Linked DNA regions of Homo sapiens: region 2 is linked to region 1. A link is a contact called in ENCODE Hi-C or POLR2A ChIA-PET data. All regions are on one chromosome and are shown on one strand. Each heading gives the region's core, a stretch centred on a gene start or an enhancer-like site at or near the end of the contact. The rest is flanking DNA. Distances are from core to core; before and after follow the strand shown.

Evidence for each region. Hi-C counts contacts between places; a loop is a spot of excess contacts on that map. ChIA-PET counts read pairs that join two places held with the same protein, here RNA polymerase II (POLR2A). Pooled maps may share reads with other maps.
Region 2: a map of Right ventricle myocardium inferior shows a loop between it and region 1 (4-fold over the local background). The contact joins the enhancer-like site here to the promoter of TSHZ3 in region 1. A Hi-C loop is called at or near these places in 2 of 168 maps with a recorded cell type or tissue (IMR-90 and Right ventricle myocardium inferior) and 2 of 50 pooled maps. POLR2A ChIA-PET finds 5 or more read pairs at or near these places in 2 of 52 experiments (AG04450 and HEK293).

What each region holds. Positions count from the first base shown.
Region 1 is chr19:31,347,703-31,354,055 of GRCh38, reverse strand. TSHZ3 (teashirt zinc finger homeobox 3) reads left to right here and starts at 4,620. Exons shown (of 2, transcript NM_020856.4): 1 at 4,620-4,876. The coding sequence starts at 4,837. It overlaps TSHZ3-AS1 (TSHZ3 antisense RNA 1), which reads right to left. Exons shown (of 3, transcript XR_002958388.2): 1 at 5,139-6,353. RefSeq lists enhancers at 412-911, 912-1,413.
Region 2 is chr19:31,444,076-31,450,792 of GRCh38, reverse strand. No RefSeq gene overlaps it. Among named protein-coding and RNA genes, the nearest start is that of LINC02841, 73 kb to the left of the region's middle. RefSeq lists an enhancer at 1,838-2,338. Within about 2 kb of position 2,397, at least 3 of the 41 ENCODE cell types and tissues checked have a DNase peak (open chromatin) inside an H3K27ac peak, as active enhancers do.

The sequences.
Region 1 (6,353 bases), core at 3,371-5,870:
TCCCGGCGGTGGTTTGGCTACTCCTTTCTGGCACAGACTTCGTGACTTTGTGTGGTGTGTTGCGAGCCAAGTGCCCGTCCCCACAGCACACACCTGTTCCTAGCCTTGCCTGCATGTGACTTTTTTCTTTCTCTCTCTCTTTTAAAAACTTATCCGGGCAGAGCTCCCGGTAGCTAAGGTCATGAATGATCCTGGGGTGGGGCACAGGTAGCTCTGGGGACAGATGTCCCGATTTCCTTGAGTTCAAAAAGTCTGAGGCAGATTTCTAACCCCTGACCTGAAGCAGCTTCATTTGGGAGCTTTTCTACTGATTTTCTACTGATTACATAGCACCACTATGGAGGAGGAGCGGGATTCCACCGGGCCTGAGGTGCAATCGTGGGGGTCAGCACTGCCTTCATGGCCCTGGGGGATGTTTGGGGATCACAAGGTTACCACCCAGCTATTGGGTGAGCCAGCTGGCTGCCATGCGACTGCCAGTTTCTCCAATGGACATTTGCACCTCGGTGTTTCGGTGAGTCGTCCCACCGCCTTTGCTCATTTTTCCTCCTTCTATTTTTAGGGTTTTTTTTTTAATGTTCCCGGAAAGGCGGCACCTCCCAAAGGTGGGGACATCTCACTGGCCTAGGGGCTTACTTTTCAGAGTGACTCAGGCGGGTAGAAGTTACTAGGGCTGGCAGGGCCAGAGCCTGTTGTTTTTCAAAGATAATCTGCAACTCTGAAGAGTGGGGTGAAAAGATTTCTACACAGTGTACATTCTACAGAATTCTAGTTTCTCCGCGGGCGCAGACTTTTCCGCCCTCTAGTCTAGCGTGAAAACAGTTCGACCACTGGATGTGGGCGGCGAAGCCCGCACCCTAGAGCGCGGTGTCTCCCTGCAGGAGGGAGCTCCAGCCCGCGCCGCCGCGGCCGCTTCTGGCCTCCTCGGGAACCGAACCGAGCATACCTCAGTGCTCTCCTAGAAGCGGCTCCTTTTCCCCTTCTTACTCGCGAATGGCGAAATGAATAGCCGCGCGGGATTTTACCCGTTTGTGTAGTGGACTCTGAGGGGGCACCAGGTACCGAGACGGAAATCTTTGCGGTAAGAATAAAGTCAGGTAAAACGCCTGGTACAGCCGCCCTGCAGATGTCCCAAGAGTAGGTCCCCCGTACACTCTTCCCATTAAGTTCTTAGGGGGAGGACAGGGAAGGCCCTTTGGTCTGGCTGGATTGATCAGGGAGGTATGCGCATATGTTTGCCCTCTGGACATTTGGGGAGGGGTTATGGGGGAGTTGAAGGCAAGAGGCAAAATCAGGTAGAACAAACAACTACAGCCAAGAGCGGCACTCTCGGGGAATGGGCACACGGAACTCCGCGCAAACCTCTGGCTTCTCAAACCTACAGCCCTGCCCTTTCTCCCTTTGTAAACAAAATGTGAATTACAGACTTACTGCCATCCAGACACTATTTCTCCCTAAATCTGGCCCTTAGTTCTCACTGGGATCCACGTTTTCCTCCGCTCTCCAGCTCCTCTCCATCAGGCCATGTCACACACAGCAGCCAGGCGGGGCCAAAAAGTTTTAGCGCGAGACCTCCTGGCTAAAACCTGGCCAGCGACCTCGACAACACATCCTAGGCCCAGGTGAAGGGGGTTTAAGCCCTTGCATCCAGGTAGCTTCCGGTTCTGCAGTGTGCTTGGTGCGGATTTGGGAAGTCTCCCTTCCTTCTCTCCTAGCCACACCCAGCCCACACAAGGGCAGAGAAAACCTGGTGGAAAATAATGACTCGGGCGACACTGCCCCTCTTCCTTCAATTCCATCCCTACAATGGTCTGCAAAACTATTCATGTTTGGGGGTCCAGATATTAAGTGGGGGTGGGTACATGTGGCTGAAAGAACACAGATTAGGCCTTCAGGCTGTGCCAAGCCAGGCCGGGGGCCTTTTTGCGTGTCCCGACATGGCAGTATGGTTGCTGCGTGCACTCCGCATAGCCCGTGTTGTGCGTGGCGGGCTGTCGCTGCAATGTGCAGCCCATTGACACTGATGGATGCGCCAATGGTTGGACGGACAGATGTTAGGGCGGATCGCACAGCGCTCGGCGCCTGAGCGGGGGAGGGCCAGGCAGCGACCCAGCGGCGGCGGCCGGCTACGCGGAGACCCGAGTTCAGGCCGCGGCCCGCAGTGGGAGGGGGCCGAAGGAACAGAGGTTTGCAAGAACAGCGAGGGGATGGAAAGGAGGAGAAAAGCGCGACCAGGGAGAACTACACGCTTCCGTGTGCGGCGCCCCGCGCTGTGCACACGCCGCACCGGGCGCGCCTAAGTGGGAGCTTCGAAGGTGAGCTGGGAGCCGGCGGGAGCTGACCCCGTGCGGCGCAACCCGCCTCCAGGCGACAGGAGCTCAGCGCGGCCACCAGAATGGTGAGGCCGCCGGCGGTGTCGGCCAACTCACCGTTTCCTCGCTTGCAAGAAGCGTTTCACGCTCCACGGCCGCGTCTCCCCGGCCTGGAGGAGTAGCGGTTCTGGCCTCTGCGGCCGCGGGCACCCAACGCGCACGGCGCCTCAGCCCCCGAGTCCGCCAGCCCGAGAGCCCCGCCGCAGCCCGCCTCGGACTCCCTGCCCCGCCTGGGGTCCGTACCCCACAACTCCGAGCGCTCCTGCGCGCGGAAAGGCGCTGGAGGCGGCTTTATAGCCGGGGAGGCCAGCGGCGGCGCATCTGCATCCTGGGAGACGTCTGGACCCAGCCCAAGCCCGCAGGCTGGGCGAGCGGAGACTTTTGATCTTACCGTGTGGGTGAGATCACTGTCTCCCGGTCTAAAAGAAAAGAAAGCATGCTGTGAACTTTTGAAACAAACTTGCAAAAACAGTCGTAGAGAAAAAATAAAAAGGACACAGGGCAGAAAAAGAGGGAGAAAGAGACTAAAAAAAGAAAAAGATAAGGGGAGGGGGAAGGAAGGAAGGAGAGAAGGAGGAAGAAGTCTGGGGTTTGCTGCTCCAGGAGCGCTCAGGCAGCCGGTGCTGGAGCGCGGGGCGCCCGCCCTCGCCGGGACTGTCGGCCTCGGGGCCTGCGAGAGCGCCAGAGCCCCAGCCGGCGCGCCCGGGCGCAGGGCCGCCTCGGGGATAGTGGGCCCGGAGGCCGCCCCCGCGCTCCAGCAGCCGCCGCCCGGCAGCGCCCGGAGCCGGCCCCGGCGCGGCCGCCCCATTCCCGGCCTGAGAGCTGGCCCAGGGAGACGCAATCGAGCCCGCAGCGCATCGATGCGCCGCCGCCCGCGCCGCTCGGGCTCCGGCTCCCGCTCAGCCGCCGCCGCCCGGGGGTCGCCCGCATGAGCTCCGGCCCACCCGCGCCCTCACCGCCGCCCGTAAGTGAGCCCGCGTCGCCCCGCCGCCCACGCCGCCCAGCCAGCTCCTTCTTGCCGCGGCCAGTCGGCCGGGCCGGCCCGGAGCCTCAGCGACCCCGATCACCAATCAATAATCAATCCCTCTAGTCCAGCAGCCCCGGCAGGCCGGGCGCGGGACACGGCGCGGCGGCCCCCTAGGCTCTCGGGGGGAGCCCCTGGCGGGGGATGGGCAGGGGAGCCCGGTTTCCTTCTCCCGCCCCCGTCCCGCCCTAGGATCGGCCCGCGCCGTGGATGGGGGGCGCGGCCCGGCTCCCGGGGGCGAGGGGCGGGGTGGAGGGACCCTGATCATCCCAAAGTCAGGAGAGGAAACTTGAAGGAACCCCCTCCCACACCGACCCCCGGGACGGGCCCAGGAAAGTTTGTCCGGGGAAAAAAAATTGGGGGAAGTGGCTACGGCGGGTCCTGGGGGAGGAGCTGGGTGGCGCGGGGTCTGAGGGCTGCCCCCACCCGCCCCGGCCCGCGCCCGCCTCCTCCCTGGAGGGGGCCTGCCCGTGGGCTCTGGCTTCCCCGGGGGACGCCAGCCCCGGCCCGGGGACCACGCTGGGGGCTCCGGAGTCGGCGGGTGGAGAGGAGTGCGAGCCGGGTGGGGCAGCTGGGGGGTGGCTGGGGACGAACGCTGGGTGGGAATAGGGGTGGGGGGTAACGAGCGCCCCGGGACGGGCTCGGCGGGGCTGGCGCCGCGCCCCCGCGTGTGCGCACGGGGCGGAGGCGGAGGGGCGGCACCCCTTTCGCTGGCGGGGCGGGGGTCCCACGCGGGCCTGGGGCCGGGGGCGGGGGCGCGGCGCCCCCGCGGGCGGGCGATTGACACGATCATCTCCTTTTCCTTTAAGCTTGCCTGTTGCCGACGCCGCCGCTCCAGCCGCGCCACGGGCAGAAGACTGGACCGCCGAGCCCCGGGCCGCGGCGGCGGCTGCGCGTCCCCCCGGATGCCGTGACCCCCGGCCTAGGGGCGGGGGCCGGGGCAGTACCGGTCCGGGCCGCTCCCGCGCTCCTCCTCCCACCGCTCTGCCCGCCCTCTCCCCGCCCCCCAGCCCCGAACCCCGCGCACCTCGTCTGGGGACGGGGCGGGGGGGGGCAGGGCCGCCGCTCCTCCCCGCCCCCTCCTCCTCTGGCCTCTGGAGCGATTTGTCAAACTTCCCATTCCGCCGGCAGCGCGGTCCTCCTCCTCCTCCTCCACCTCCTCCTCCTCTGCCTCCTCCTCCCCCCCGTGCTCCTCCCTCCCCGAGCCTCCCTCGCCCGCCCTCCTTCTTCCCTCCGCACGTTCGGGGTTCGCGGCGGAGCGCGGCGCGGGGGGGACGCGGAGAGCCTGGGCGCAGCAGCATCCTGCGGGCGGCCGCTCTCCGGGGGGGAGGCTGAGAGCAGGCCCGCCTCGCCCCCCCGCGGGCCCGCCGCCCCCTCCCTCCCTGTCCTCAGCCCGGCAGCGGCGGCGGCGGCGGCAGTGGCAGTCGCCGGAGAAGCATCATGCCGAGGAGGAAGCAGCAGGCGCCCCGGCGCGCAGCAGGTACGAGCCGCTTCCCCTTCCTTCTGCTCTCCTCCTCCTCTTCCTCCGCTCGCCCCGCGCCTCCAGCGGGCGCGACCCCGCTCCTCGCCCCGCTCTTCTGCCCGCACTGAGTAACTCCGGGCGCCGCTCTCCTGTTTGGGTGCGTGCGCCCGCCTCGGGTACCGGGCGCCCCCCGGACGCCCCGCCGCGCTCTGCCCTCTTCCCTCTCGCACCCATTTGGGGAGCCGCTCGCGGAGCGCGCTGAGCCGCGCCAGGTCCCTACCTCCTCAGCTCTCCGGCTGCAGAGGGAATGGGAAGCAACCCCGGCCTGGCTCTTTCTGTGGGTGGCGGGCGGGGTCACCTGAGTTCCCCGGGACATCTTCCGCGTCCTCCGAGCGGCCGACCGCCGGGGGACTGCCTGGTGTCCGCCGAGCCAGGGAGCGCGAACGAGTGAGCGAGCCGGTCCCCTCGGCCACCTTAGTACTAACACGATTGATTCCTCATTTCTTGGGCCCAAACTGGGCACAGCGGTGGAACCCGGAGCGCACAGGGTCTGGGTATTGTCAGATGACTGTCAAGTCCATGTTAGATGCTGGCGTTTCCTTCTCCCCTGTTTGTGTTTCCTCGCCCCCACCCCCTCCTTGTACTGCTGCTCCCACCCTCATCTCCGCATAGCACTTAGTTCTGGGACGTGTCTGAGTACTTTTTTGTTCCTCCTTTTTTTTTTTTTTTCTTCTTCTTTAACCGGGAGTGTCAACTCCTGTTAAGACTGAGCCGATTTTTTTCTTTTCTTTTCTGGAAAACGCATCATTGAAAACAAAACAAAAACCACACACATAACATTATTTTGCAATAATGTCGGTTGGGGGCATGTTGCCTGGAAGAAGGGTTTCTGGCCCGTTGCCATCCTTGATTTGATGACTGATTGATCGCCCGTCATGCTGCTGCCTTTGATCTATTCATTCCCAATAAACATCAATAAATCACTTGCAATAGTGAGGCCAAGCTCTGTGACGTCAGGAGGGCCCTGTCAGTGCAACTTTGGGATTTGGGGCGGATTGCCGAGAGGACCACATATGGACGTGATGTATTTTGATATGAGTAACACTCAGATGTGCAGAGGTTCAGATGCTCCCTGAAGGGGAGGGTTAAGTGGGGCTTCCTTTCTTTTCTTTTCTCTTCCTTTCTTTTACTTCTCTTTTGATGTTAAGAGGGAAGGGCAGAGAGTAGGGTCAGGGCATTGGCTGGTGCCCATCTTGGAGGAAGGCGTTGTAGCCATGGTGCCCTGAGTGCCCATAATTTCCATCATGCCAGCCGGCACTGCCAGGGGACCTCACACGTTGGCTGCACTCTGCACTCCAGACCCCTTACACGGGGTCACAGAGAAGGAATGATAATTCTCTCTTCTCCCAGAAATGTACTTGCCTGCCAGTGTCTTCAGAAAATCTCAGAAGAAAACAGGGTTGGTTTGGGGCTTAGGATGCAGGTTTTGCTCTCT
Region 2 (6,717 bases), core at 1,148-3,647, 99 kb before region 1:
CTTTCTGTAGCACACCTCTTCCCTATTTTCCAAGGAAGGTGTTGGTTATCACTCTTACTATAGTCCTGTTGTTATTCTCGTTAGAATCTGGATGTGGGACATTAAACATCTAAAATCATCATCTTCATTTACTGAGAAATCTGTCTTAATTAGGACTCTCCAGATTTTCATGTATTTATTAAATATTTTCAGAACACATTTCATGTCGGGCACATCCTAGGCACCAGGAATACATCAGCAAACAAAGTAGACACATCTCTAGCAGGAGAGACAGGTGCTAACAAACAGACATTGCTAGAAAGTACATCATATAGTACGTTGGAAGGAGACAAGTACGCTGGAAAATGGAGAGCTGGGTAAAGGGGCACCAGGGCTGGGAGAGGACCAGAGAAAGCCTCACTGAGAAGATAATATGTGAGCAATGGTGTGAAGGAGAGGAGAGAGTTGGCCACGTGTATTTCTGGGGGAAGACCATTCCCCAGACAGGAGGAAGCAGGAGAAAGACCCAGTGCAAAAGCTCCAAGTCAAGGCTGAGCCTGGGGTATTCAAGGGAAGGCCAGGAGGCACGGGCGGCTGGATCCCAGGGAGCAAGCAGGCAGAGGGGCATGGAAGATGGGTCCCAGACATCATGGGAAGCCCGTCATATGGACTTTGCAGGAGACACAAGGGCTTTGACTGTTACTTAAAGGGACATGGGGAGCCAACAGAGAATTTTGAAGAGAAGAAGGTTACGGCCTAATTTACACTTCGAAGGATCACTTTGTTGTCATGTGGTTTTTTGTTTTGTTTTGTTTTTGTAAGAGGGAGTCTTGTTCTGTTGCCCAAGTTGGAGTGCAGTGGCATGATCTTGGCTCACTGCAACTTCTGCCTCCCGGGTTCATGCGATTCTCCTGCCTCAGCATCCCGAGTAGCTGGGATTACAGGCACCCCCCACCACACCTGGCTAATTTTTATATTTTTAGTACAGACAGGGTTTTGCCATGTTGGCCAGGCTAGTCTCGAACACCTGACCTCAAGCGATCCACCCACCTTGGCCTCTCACAGTGCTGGGATTACAGGTGTGAGCCACCACAGCCAACCTAAAGGATAACTTTGGAGGCTACATTGAACACAGAAGTCCTGGGATTCAATTAGAGTTCCTGGGACCCAGTTGATTGTCCCTAAGGTCATGGACTTGAGATGTAAAACTGTCACTCGCACCCAGACTGCACAGGAGAATTACCTGAGAAGCTTTTAACATCCCCATGCCGGCCAGGGGCAGTGGTTCACGCCTGTAATCCCAGCACTTTGGGAGGTGGGTGGATCACCTGAGGTCAGGAGTTCACCACCAGCCTGGCCAACATGGTAAAACCCAATCTCTACTAAAAATACCAAAATTAGGTGGGCATAGTGTTGGGCACCTGTAATCCCAGCTACTCAGGAAGTTGAGGCAGGAGAATTGCTTGAACCTAGGAGGCGAAGGTTGCAGTGAGCTGAGATCACACCATTGCACTCCAGGCTGGGTGACAGAGCAGAACTCCATCTCAAACAATAAAATAAAATAAATAAAACAAAATAAAATCCCAATGCCAAAGCTGCATCCTAGACCAATTAAATCAGAACCTCTGTGGTGCATCCTAGGCATTGATGCTTTTTAAAACTTTCCAGGGATTCTACTGTGCAGGCAAGGTTGTGAGCCACTGTTTTTAATAAAAAGAAGTCTCCTTTGACTTCCTCCATGAAACTGTGGGATCCTGGAGGACAGGGACCATGCCTTTTATTGGGTTGTCTCCATGGCATGTACTGGGTACATAGGAGAGGTGATTTAATCCATGAAATTTCAATTTCACCAAAATGAGAACACAGAATACTGATGGAACCATGTAGTCTTCCCAGCCCAGAGCGCAAAGCGAGGGAAGCTTCTGCACAGTTCTCGAGAATGAAACTTGAACAGAAGCTTCATCACTGATTTAAGGAAGAAAGAGAAAAATAGCTACTTCTCAAGATGTGGAAAAGCAGCCCTTCCGTTTTCAGAGGAAATACAAGTTCTCGCCACTGATATGTGTGTCCCAGGGATTGATGATGCTGAGGCTCTGGGACCTGTCTTGAAGGAGAGATCTTGGTGCAGGACAGAGCTGTGGGCTGCCTCAGTTTCCCCTGTAGCCGCCATGCTCTCAGCAGAAACCGCGGTCCACCCCAGCTCACAGAGAGCTCGTGATCACTGCCATGTTGTGAAATCATGGCTTATGTCATCCCACTGGGTTCATCCCAAGGTCAGGCTCATCCCCCAGGAATGCAGTCCCTCTGCAGAGCCCTTCACAGCCTGCAGGAACCCTGGTCTGTCCTCGCCAGCTTTGCATGGTGGAGCCGAGGCTGCTGGGTAAATGTCAGGCAGCCAGGTGTCTGAGACAAGTGGGACCAGCTGCCTGCCCTGGAAGCTGGCAGAGCTCCAGCCCTTGCCTGGTTGTCCCAGTGCCTGCAGCTCCCACGTGTTCAGGATGCAGAGAAGAGCTAACATGGCCAGGGAGCCCAGCTGGCTGGGGCAGCAGTTCCCAAGAATGCCAAGACCCACCTCCAAGACCACATGGGAGGACTGGTCTCCACTTGCCTTGTCCAATATGGAGCCACTGGCCACATGTGGCTACTGGGTACTCGAAATATGGCCAGGGCAATGGAGGCACTGAATTTTTAACTTTACTTCATTCTGTCTAAATCCAAATTTTAAAAAACTGATACTTGATTCTGTTCTTGAAAAACTCATATGCTTAGATATGTTCAAAACAACTTAGGTATTTGAATCTACTGGGAAGTTTGTGAAATTTAAATACAGATCAAGTCAAGAAAAACATAGCATCCAAATCAAGATGGGCTGTAAGTGTGACATGCACACCAGATTTTGAAGATCTTACCAAAAAATTGAATACATCATATTCCATTAATACTTTTATATTAATTAAATGTTGAGATAATAATTGTTTTCATACCTTGGGTTAATAACATATATTATTAAAATTAATTTCTCTGGTTTCATTTTACTTTTTTCTGATTTCGCTATTGGAACATTTAAAGTCACACAGGAGGCTCACATTTTATTTCTATGGATCCATATCAGCCTTGTCCAGGACAGAGAGCATCCCACCATCCCTAAACCGATAGAAGATGGTCCAAGTAAGTATTCCATATCATGGAGTAGGCCAAGAATAAACAAGCTCAATGAAATTCTAAGGAATTTATTTTCTGAACAAGAATTTCTGCTCCCTCCTTCCTGTCCTCCGTAAATAAATCCTGTTGTTTGAAATGCCTGTATAGTTAGGTGTTGATCACTTTCATCAGCCAGAGTCTGCCATTAGGACATCAGGGAATAAGAATTCTACTATCTAGCAGGCATCATGGAGGAGACTTTAAATGCTTATTTTTGCTTATTAGCGCTTTACTTCTGTGACTTAAAAATATTCTGGTATGGTATATTTAAGTAGTCTATGAGGCTATAGAGACAAACTTGAAAACAACCCTTACAAACATACTCTGAGTATTTAATTCTTTTACATGAATGCTATAATGTTTAATGCACTGATTTGAGAGTTGCTTTCATGAGTTAGCCTTACGCTAGATTTTGTCACGTTAAGTCACAGAGGACCCCATTATATTTTTACCAGCCATGTAGTATTCCATTGTATGAAGAAACTTGATTTTCTTCTGATTCATAGAGACTTAATTTCCCATTTCTTTTTTATGTTACAAGAAAAAAATGCTGCGATAAACATTATTTTGTGGCTGGGCATGGTGGCTCAAGCCTGTAATCCCAGCACTTTGGGAGGCCGAGGCGGGTGGATCATGACGTCAGGAGATCAAGACCACCCTGGCTAACATGGTGAAACCCCGTCTCTACTAAAAAAACAAAAATACAAAAAATTAGCTGGGCACCGTGGCGGGTGCTGGGTGTAGTCTCAGCTACTTGGGAGGCTGAGACAGGAGAATGGCATCAAAAAGAGCTTGAAGTGAGCAGAGATCGCGCCGCTGCACTCTAGCATGGGCGACAGAGCAAAACTGTGTCTCAAAGAAAAACAAAACAAAACATTATTTTGCTTACATCTTTTTGAACATGCGTGAATGTTATTTTAGAATTTCTAGAAGTGAAATGGTGGACTAGGGGTTAGTCCTGTTTTTATTTTGATAAATATTGCCAAATTTTCCTCCAAAAGAATTTTAACAATTTATATCTGACTGATGGTACAGTCAGAAAAGGGGTACTGATGCCCCTTTTCCCACATCCCCCCGCCCAACATTTTGTCAGCCTTTTGTTTTCCTATTCAAATGGGTAGTCAAGGCCATTGGTGTTTAAGTACCTATTTCCCAGGCTTCGAAGAGAGAAACTAAGGGAATCTGCCTTTTATATTGGATAATAGTATGTATTATGTGAATTGTTTTTTATAATCTTTGTCCATTTTTCTCTAAGGTTGTTTGTCATTTTTAAACAGAAACTCTTTATGTGGATTGGATCCTAAACTTTCACTAATAAAATATAGTTAAGTATTTTGTCTTAACATGCTGCCTTTTCTTTTTCTGTCTTCTTTTTACTTTTTAATTGAAGAATAACATATATGCAGAAAAGTACATGATTTTAAAACAGTGAGTTCATCAAGTTTCACAAAATGAACATATCCCAGGTCAAGAAATAAAAAAATTTTACCTGCCATGAGGTTCCCTTCTTACACCCTCCCAGTCACTACCTCCTTTCTCCATCTAGAGGTAATGATTTCCCAGCAATGATAACTATCAAAAGATGAGTTTAGCCCTTTAAAAATTTATATAGAATAATCATATGTCATATACTTCTCAGCACCCAGCTCCTTATTTCTGTTGGTCAGTATCATGTTTGTGAAATTCATCCATGTTATACAACATAGGTACAGATTGTTTCTGTTTTTGTATAACATTGCATTTAATCATTGTATCATATTTTACCTATTCTACTTCTGATGGACCTCTGAGTTGTTTTTATTTTAATTTCAGAGTTTGGCTTTTATAAACAATGCTGCCATGAATATTCTTGTACATGTTTTTCAGTGTATCTTTATATCCTTTGCAGTTGGGTGTATGCCACATAGTATACACAGAGTATAGACAATGTCACTTTTTCAAAGTAGTTTCATCATTTCATGGACCTATCAGCATTGTAAGAGTTTTGGCTGTTCCACATTCTCATCAACACTTGGTATTGTGAGTCTTTCTAATTTTAACCATTCTAATGGGTGGATAGTGGTATTGTGTTTGCCTTAAATTTGCATTTCTCAGATGAGTAATGAAGGTGAGCCCTCTTTCATATGTTTCTTTGCCATTTGGGCATCCTCTTTATGATGTACCTGTTTGAGTCTCTCCCGTTTCTCTATTGGGTTGTTGTATATGCCAGGATTCAGTTAGGAGAATGATTCCACACTCAGAAATTTGAACAAAGAAAAAAAGTATTGCAAATATTTCTTAAGTAGGCAAGAGATGGCGAATAACCAAAAGAGGTAAAAGAGGACTCTAAGTTGTATCTGGGTAGCAGCTGCAGAAAGCGACCACTCCTGGGGCTGAGAGAAAAGGAAGCCAAGGAAGAAACTTGGCAGCTTAGAAAAGAGGCCTCTAAAAACAGAGATTCAGATTGTTGAGATGATGCAGCTGTTGCAGAACTTTGTCACATGCCTCTGCAATAAAGACAAAGCTTGCTGGGCTATCCCAAAACCATGAGAAATGCCTACTGTCACAGGGGCGCTGCAGGAACTCACGGCCCTTGGACTGTTCTGCTTACCACCAATGGCAAAATCCAGGGAGAGAAAACATCCCTGTCCCTCTTCCATTCTTGCAGCCTCCATCAGTGATCCCTATTGACACAGCCTGACATAAAGCCACTGAGCAAAGCAGGAACTGAGTACAGATCCCAGCTCCAGTATTGCAAACTAGGGGGAAATTGGGTGAATTTGGAGCTGAGAGGCAATAAATTAATAGCTGGCACAGTTGTGTGTCATTTTGTATTGATTTGCAGGAGTTCTTTATATATTCCAGGAATAAGTTGTTTATTGGTAATTTGCTTTGCAAATACATTCTCCCACTCTGTGATTTATCTTTGCTTCTTCATGATGTCTTTTAATGAACAAAAGCTTTTCATTTTAATGCAGTTCAATTAATCAATCTTCTTCTATGACACTACTTTCTATATCTTACTTGAGAAGTCTTTTCTACCCTAAGGCTATAAGAAAACTCTCCAATGTTTTCCTTAGAAGCTTTATTGTTTTCCTTCCACACTTAGATTTATAAACTACCTGGAATTGATCTTTGTATATGGACAGGTTGGTGTGAGGTAGGGAGTCAACCTTTTTCTCTATATTATTCAATTGGCCTAGTAGTGTTTATTGAAAGGACATCGTTTCCCCATTGCAGTGTGCTTTTTGTCATGGATCAAGTGTCCCTGACTCTCTCTGACCTGTTTCCTGTTCATTGGCCTATTTATCCATCCTTGAACCAATGCCACAGTCTTCACTGCTGTAGTTTCATCATAACTTTGAATAACCAGAAGAGTAAGTCCTTCCACCTTCTTCTTCTTCTTAAGGAGTATCTTGGCTATTCTTAGCCCTTTATAGTCTCATTAAAATTTAAGTCAGCTTGCCAATTTTCTCCAAAAACAGATATTGATGTCTTTATTGAGATTACATCAACTATAATAAATCATCTGGAGAGAATTGGCATAGCTAAAATCCA